3 separate regions of the Homo sapiens genome follow, and regions 1 and 2 are each linked to region 3. A link is an interaction called in ENCODE POLR2A ChIA-PET data of the cell type or tissue named here. Cell type or tissue: OCI-LY7. All regions are shown on one strand.

Region 1 (2,500 bases), 100 kb before region 3:
TGCTGAAAGAACAAAGGGCAAGGAACAATGGTTATTTCACTGCTTATTCTTACTTCTCTAGCATATAAAACTAGATTAAATAATCTCTGTGCTCAATTCTAATTGAACCACCACAAAGCTTTCATGTCAGGTGGTAAAATTATTTTAAAAAAGAAGAAAGAGGCCAGTTGCAGTGGCTCACGCCTGTAATCCCAACACTTTGGGAGACTGAGGTGGACAGATCACCTGAGGTCAGGAGTTGTAGACCAGCCTGGTCAACATGGTGAAACCCCATCTCTACTAAAAATACAAAAATTAGCCGGGTGTGGTGGTGTGTGACTGTAATCCCAGCTACTTGGGATGCTGAGACAGGAGAATTGCTTGAACCCAACATTGCAGTGAGCCGAGATTGTGCCTTTGCACTCCAGCCTGGGTGACAAGAATGAAACTCCGTCTCAAAAAAAAAAAAAAAAAGAAGAAAGAAAGTTGAAAAAATGTAGAAGTTTAAAATGTACCTCTTTTAAAATGATAAAAATTATGTATATACTTTTAATATATTCTCACTTAAAAGAGTTTTCTGATTAAAGTGCTATTTAGTACACTAAACATGAGAAACGACTTTACAATTTGAATTTCCCACTTTTAGTTCAAATTTTGTCAGTGTTATGGGAAAGATCAGAATTTATAAACATACACAAGTCATGAGCTTATATTCTATTGATACATTGGTGCTATGGTGTGAATGTATCCCTTCCATAATTCAGGTGATGAAACTTCGTGGTGAATGTTGGTAGTATTCTGAGGCAGAGCCTTTACACGGTGATTAGGCCATGAGGACTCCTCCTTTGTCAATGGGATTAAGGGTCTTTTAAAAGAAGATTCACACAGCGTTCAGCACTGTTGTCCTTCTGCCTTCCACTGTGTGAGGACACAGCAACTCTCCCCTCCTGAGGATGCAGCAAAACCTGCCCTCTTGAAAGCAGAGAGCAGCCCTCACCAGACAACTGAATCTGCTAGCACCTTGACTGCGGACTTCCCAGTCTCCAGAACTGTGAGACTGTTCAACATTTCTGTTCTTTATAAATTATGCATTCTGTAGTATTTTGACATAGCGGCACAAACCAGACTAAGACAACTGGAGCAACCAAGACATCTCTTGTTTACTCTACCTGAATCTTTCTGTAGTCTGAGAGGAGATCAGAGACCAATGGCGGTTCAGATTCTGCATTCTTTTGATTTCCTTATCATTCAAGGGTAACCTATATCCAAGCTCATTTAGACGGTCTAAATCTGGAGCCATGCTGCTGAATTTTAACATCTGTCCCTAGAAGGAAGATTTAAAAGTAGGTTTAGCACCATGGTCAAAAAAGTCAAAACTTTTTCAAAGTGCGCAGTGAATTTCTGATTTCAGGAAGTAGCTGGTCTTCGGTCTAGTGGCCTCTGCATTTCTAGGCCACTTACTTACAATCTCTAGGTACGAATAGCGAAAAGCCAAATCTACTTTTCAGTCTAAACTGCTGCTGCTGCTGCTATTGCTACTCAAGCTACTCATTATCCTTTATGGACTACTTAACGTGTATTCTGTTATTTACTTGATATATTATTTACTTGTATGGTTTATACATACAAATATATTATTTACTTTATTTACACGTATTATATTATTTACTTGATTTTTATTACGTGTATTATATTACATATACTATTTACTTGATTTACTCATATGTAATTATATTACAAGTATTATATTATTTACTTGATTTATTTACTCATAGGCAATTCTTGACAGAACTGATTAAGGATGAAAATTATGCTGATAAGTAAAAGACCTTACTTCTTACCATTTACGTTTAATTTGTTCATGCTAATTTCCTCCTTTATTATTCACAACTAACAAAAGTTATAACAGTGATAGCTAACGTTTATTGAGCACTTACTATGAATCAAGCACTGACAAGAGCTTTACAAGTAAGAACTCATTTTATCCTCAAAACGATCACATAAGATAAGTCATGCTGCTATTCTCTCTTTACAAGGGAGGAAAGGGAGGCACAGAAACTAAGTAAATTGCTCCAGGCCAGCCAGCTAGTAAATGGAAGAGGGTAAACGAACCTCCTTGGGTTCTTGCTAGAGAAAATAAGATTTCACTTGAGCTATGAAGTGACCACACATTTTAAGAGCTCCAGTTTTAGGTCTCTGACCCGCCACCCCACAGCTGGTGAGACTCAATCAAAAGAGCAATCTATTCTTTTGGATCTCTTCCCTCCCTTCAAACACAGGACAATGTTGTCGGTTCTGATTTTCCCATGGGTATCCTTATCTCCATCTAGGAAATTGGTTACAGGAAAGAAAAAATGTCAGGCCACCTTTGGCTATGTGTGTGTCTTCTCTTTGCATGTTCTGCAAAAGACTCATGTTTTTTGAAGAAAGAATAAATCTCAAATATTGAAACCAAAATATAACTGTTAAATGGCATAATGTCCATGGGTAGACATCAGCAATGAACAAAATAGCCATGACA
Region 2 (2,500 bases), 660 kb before region 3:
TCTTCTTCTTCCTTCTTTTCTCTGTCTCCTTCTCCTTTTTTTCCTCCTTGTCCTTCTTCTGTCTGATGCATAGTCAAGGGTTTGATAAGTGTCTGCTCTGTGCTGACAGTTTCAGGAGCAGTACAGAAACTCCTATTTTGTACTCCAAATAATCCACAAGAATTAATTGGATCACCTCGAAGGAGGAAAGAGAAGCTCAAAGAGATCAGGTAAGTTGCACAAGCTCTGAATCCCAGCACACCGTGAAAACGGGCTTCAAATCTGGTCTTTCTGATTCCAAAGTCTATAGTCTTACCTGTGATTCACTTTCCTGATTTGTTAAAAAAAAAAAAAAAAAAAAGGATGCTTCATTTGCTTAAGTAAAATTCCAGGGAATTTTCAGCAGAAGTTTTAAATGTTGGTAGAGAATTTTCTTGAGGCAAAACTGATAATCATAAAGCTTGTCTGGCTACCAAAATTGATCTGGTAGTCAAAACTTCTTGGTAAAGTTATCAGTATAGAGACCCAAGAGAAACAAATAAGAAGAATCTGCTACTAAATTTTGGCGGAGTTGAGAAATTTTTTAATTTGAGCTTTCACTCTAAGAGATAAGAGTCTGTGACCAATTGTATTGTGTGTTTTGCATTGCTATGAAGGAATGCCTGAGGCTGGGTAGTTTATAAAGAAAAGAGGTGTATTTGGCTCAGAGTTCTGCAGCCTATACAAGCAGGGCAGCAGCTTCTGCTTGGCTTCTGGGGAGGCTTCAGGAAGCTTTTGCTCATGGCAGAAGGCAAAGAGGGAGCAGGCATGTCACATGAGAGGGAGCAAGAGTGGGGGAGGAGGTGCCAGGCTCCTTTAAGCAACCAGCTCTTGCATGAACTAATAGAGTGAGAACTGAATCATTACCATGAGGAGGACACCAACTCATTCATGAGAGATCCGCCCCCATGACCCAAACACCTCCCACCAGGCCCCACCTCCAACACTGGGGATGACATGTCAACACAAGATTTGGACGGGACAAATATTCCAACTATTCACCCATGTTCCCTAACTTGAAGGGAGTTCACATTAGGACAAGTTCACTGAAATCTTTGTTTTGGAATGGGGATGGATAAGACATCATTTATTAAGTTATGGTTTTTAGTTTCTGGCTTTGGCTAACTCAAACAAAAAGGGAATATTTCAGACTGGTGCTTGGTAAATCATAGAATGACAAACAATTGGAAGACCAGGTTAAAATGAACTTGGAGGACATTAAGTGAATTAAGCCAGGCACAGAAAGACAAATACTGCAAATTCTCACTTATATGTGGAATCTAAAAAAAGTTGAGCTTATACAAACAGAGAGTAGAATGGTGGTCACCAGAGGCTGGGGAAGGAGGAGTTGAGGAGATATCGGTCAAAGCATACAAAATTTCAGTTAGGCAGGAGGAATAAATTCAAGAGATCTATTGTACAACATGGTGACTGTAGTTAATAACATTGTGACTGTATTGAATTCTTGAAAGTTGCTAAGAGAGTAGATTTTAAGTGTTCTCACTTAAAAAAATAAGTATGTGAGATAATGCGTATGTTAGTTAGCTCTATTTAGCCATTTCACAATGTGTATGTAGTCCAAAATCATGTTGTACATGATTCATAAATACATTTTTATTTGTCAATTAAAAATACCCTGGAATTTGGGCAACAAAAGCTATCTGCCCAGGTGGGAACAAATCGCCTCTGAGCATCTTTCCTTCATTGCATCTCTAATCAAGATAGAAAGTCCCTGGAGAGAGGGTCTGATTGGACAAGCTTGAGTCCGATCCCTATACTTTGGCTATGAGAGGAATATTCTTGCTGAAGTCGTCTGTGATAGACCCTGTGGATGCATTTGGCTTGGAAATACGAAAGCGCCTTGATTTAGAATCCCCTCAAGTCTGTCTGTTCACAGTGGGATAATTTTTATTCTCTTCCTCTCCAGAAGGAATCAAGGGGTGTCATAAAGGAGGTATGTCTGCTAAGCAGAACTACCTCCCCTCCCCAAAGAAAGTCTGTTACCATGTATACTTTTAAACATTTTATTTTAAAATAAAATTAGACTCACAAGAAGTTACAAAAACAGTACAGAATTGCCATGTAACTTTTACCCAGCTCCCCACAATGATACCATCTTATATAACTCTAGTACATTATTAAAATATGGACATTGACACCGGTAAAATACTATTAACAGAACCACATACTTTATTCTGCTTTTGCTTTTTATTTTATTTTATTATTTTATTATTTTTTGAGACAGAATCTCGCTCTGTCACCCAAGCTGGAGTGCAGTGGTGCCATTGCAACCTCTACCTCCTGGGTTCAAGCAATTCTCCTATCTCAGCCTCCCATGTAGCTGGGATTATAGGTGCCCACCACCATGCCTGGCTGATTTCTGTATTTTTAGTAGAGATGGGGTGTCACCATGTTGGCCAGGCTGGTCTCGAACGCCTGACCTCAAGTGATCTGCCCGCCTCTGCCTCCCAAAGTGCTAGGA
Region 3 (2,500 bases):
AGAGTGACTTCAGGATAAAGTCCAAATTCCCAACAGACTTTTAGGATCTTTTTCTTATCTCTCTATTCTTATCTCTTATCCCTTGTACCAGCACCAGAAAACACTCCTCACATTTACTGCTAGGATTTCAGCATACATTTTTATCTAAACACATTCCACAAGTAGGCTGTCATGTTTTTCAGGACTCAGCCCATCATCACCTTTTCCTGAGAAGCCTTTCTGCACTTTCCTCTTAAACCCCTGGTGGGCGGTTGGGTTGAGCACACTCCTGTGGGCTCCTTCAGCACCTGGGCCCTCTGTCTTTGCACAAATCACACTATATTGTACTGTTTCCTTCTATCTGTCCCCTCCCCTAAATAATCAACTCCCTGGGGTGGGGACAGGGAATATCCTTTGTACCCTAAATGCCTAACCAAAGTCCTAGTTTGGGAAAGGACTGTATGTTTGTTGAATAAATAAACAAACGCTTGTATTCCCAGAATTTGGGGATGCCAAGGCGAGTAGATCGCTTGAGGCCAGGAGTTTGAGACCAGTCTGGCCAGCATGGCGAAACCCCATCTCTACTAAAAATGCAACAATTAGCCAGGTGTGATGGCACGTGCCTGTAGTTCCAGCTATTCAGGAGGCTGAGGGACAAGATTCACTTGAACCTGCCCAGGCTGTAGCTCAGTGGCGTGATCTCGGCTCACTGCAATGATGACGAGGTTGCAGTGAGCTGAGATCACGCCACTGAGCTACAGCCTGGGCGATAGAGCGAAATGCTGTCTCAAAAAAGAAAAAAAAAGTCATGATAACCTTAAGGACTTCATTATATTTTATTATATGCAAATATTTACTTGGAAAAAAATTATTTCACATTTAAGTTTTCTTTAAACTTTCACTACAGTTATTAATACTGTGGAAAATATTTTCTATATTTTGGATTGTAGCCATAAAAAGGAGTCCAAAAGGAGCCAACAGGCCAGAGTAGTAACTTTTTTTTTTTTTTTTTTTTTTTTGAGATGGAGTCTCACTGTCACCCAGGCTGGAGTGCAGTGGCATGATCTTGGCTCACTGCAACCTCCACCTCCCGAGTTCAAGCGATTCTCCTGCCTCAGATTCCTGAGTAGCTGGGACTACAGGTGCCCACCACCATGCCCAGCTAACTTTTGTATTTTTAGTAGAGATGGGGTTTCACCATATTGGCCAAGCTGGTCTTGAACTCCTGACCTTGTGATCCACCCACCTCGGCCTCCCAAAGTGCTGGGATTACAGGTGTGAGCCACCGCACGTGGCCCAGAGTAGCAACATTTTTGACAATCACCATACATTTTGCCAATTATTTTTCAAAGAGATTTTACCAGGATACCAGCAATGTTTGAGAGCTCTCACTTCCTTAAATATGAACTTGAAAGAAACAGTATGAATGTGACAGTTAAGTTTGTCTTTCTTCCTCTCTTTTTTTGCTGAAATTTGCATTTCTAGACTTCTAAGGATGTTGGCTTTTTTTCATTGTTTTCAAATCAGTGGTAACTTAAGTCCTGTCTGTTCATATCTAAGCATATCTTAAAGCAAAAGATTGGAGTTGCTTAAGAAAGACATTGTGGGAAGAATACGCAAGATTGATCAGAGAAGAAAGACTGTGAATATAGGGAAAAATTAGAAGCTGTTAAAGCATTCCAAAAATGGAAAAATGAGGCTTTGATCTAGAACCCTGTAAACAAGAATGGAAACAGGGATTCATTTAAAGGCCACAAGGATACATAAATAATATAAGAGACAAAAATCTAGAATACTCGATACCCATGTAACTCCTATAAAAGTCACCCTATATTTTATTATATGATAACTAGCCTATTAACTATCTGTGTCTAATTTAAGCTTAAGTTACAAAAGGATGAAATAATTTCCTGGATGACGTGACTGACAGAAAAGGAACATTTTTCTCATGTAACTTCAGAGGAAATGAACTAACATAGCCAGCATGTGATGTGGACTCATGGCTTGCTCTGGGCTGCCCGACCTCCTGTGGAAGGCCAGATGACAGGCCTGGGTGAGGGCTGAGGGAGGAGGCGGGAGATCTCCCACTGAGCACCTGCATGTGCCAGGCAGACGTTTGCACGTGTGTACCTTAAACCACTTGATCTCATAAGTCTGAAATACGAATATTATTTACGTCTTCATACAAATGATGAGAAGACAGAATTCAGAGAGGCAAAGCATTCTGCTCCAAATCACACAGCCCTGCATGGCGGAGCTTGGTTTTCCCACCAGTCTGAGTGTGGAGTCTAGAATCTTTCCACACTTCATTGCATCTCTTCACAGGAAAGAATTTCCCACCAGATCCCTGCAGATAATTATTTCAAAGAAGCTACAGAAAATGAGTTCTACAAGGCTGATTGGTTTGGGTCTTGGTGTAAGGTAGGTTTAGGGAAGATCAAGGATATTTATTTATTCAATTTCATGAAATTTCATGAGAAGCTCCTTTCTGTCCAACTACTGAACAACTTAGGGGTACCTT

What was found. Peaks named below come from ENCODE experiments on the same cell type or tissue, not always from the same donor. Only the 100,000 strongest peaks of a DNase experiment are listed, where the experiment ranks them.
Region 1: POLR2A ChIA-PET joins it to region 3 with 5 read pairs; 5 of 35 experiments call an interaction of 5 or more read pairs at or near these places.
Region 2: POLR2A ChIA-PET joins it to region 3 with 9 read pairs; 3 of 35 experiments call an interaction of 5 or more read pairs at or near these places.

The regions. Positions count from the first base shown.
Region 1 is chr6:152,213,758-152,216,257 of GRCh38, forward strand. SYNE1 (spectrin repeat containing nuclear envelope protein 1) reads right to left here. Exons shown (of 146, transcript NM_182961.4): 122 at 1,149-1,303; 123 at 1-2. Among named protein-coding and RNA genes, the nearest start is that of SYNE1-AS1, 170 kb to the right of the region's middle. In OCI-LY7, no CTCF peak of the experiment used is centred here; no DNase peak of the experiment used is centred here.
Region 2 is chr6:151,651,588-151,654,087 of GRCh38, forward strand. No RefSeq gene overlaps it. Among named protein-coding and RNA genes, the nearest start is that of ESR1, 150 kb to the right of the region's middle. In OCI-LY7, no CTCF peak of the experiment used is centred here; no DNase peak of the experiment used is centred here.
Region 3 is chr6:152,314,224-152,316,723 of GRCh38, forward strand. All of the region lies in intron 87 of SYNE1 (spectrin repeat containing nuclear envelope protein 1), which reads right to left. Among named protein-coding and RNA genes, the nearest start is that of SYNE1-AS1, 65 kb to the right of the region's middle. In OCI-LY7, no CTCF peak of the experiment used is centred here; a DNase peak (open chromatin) is centred at 1,418.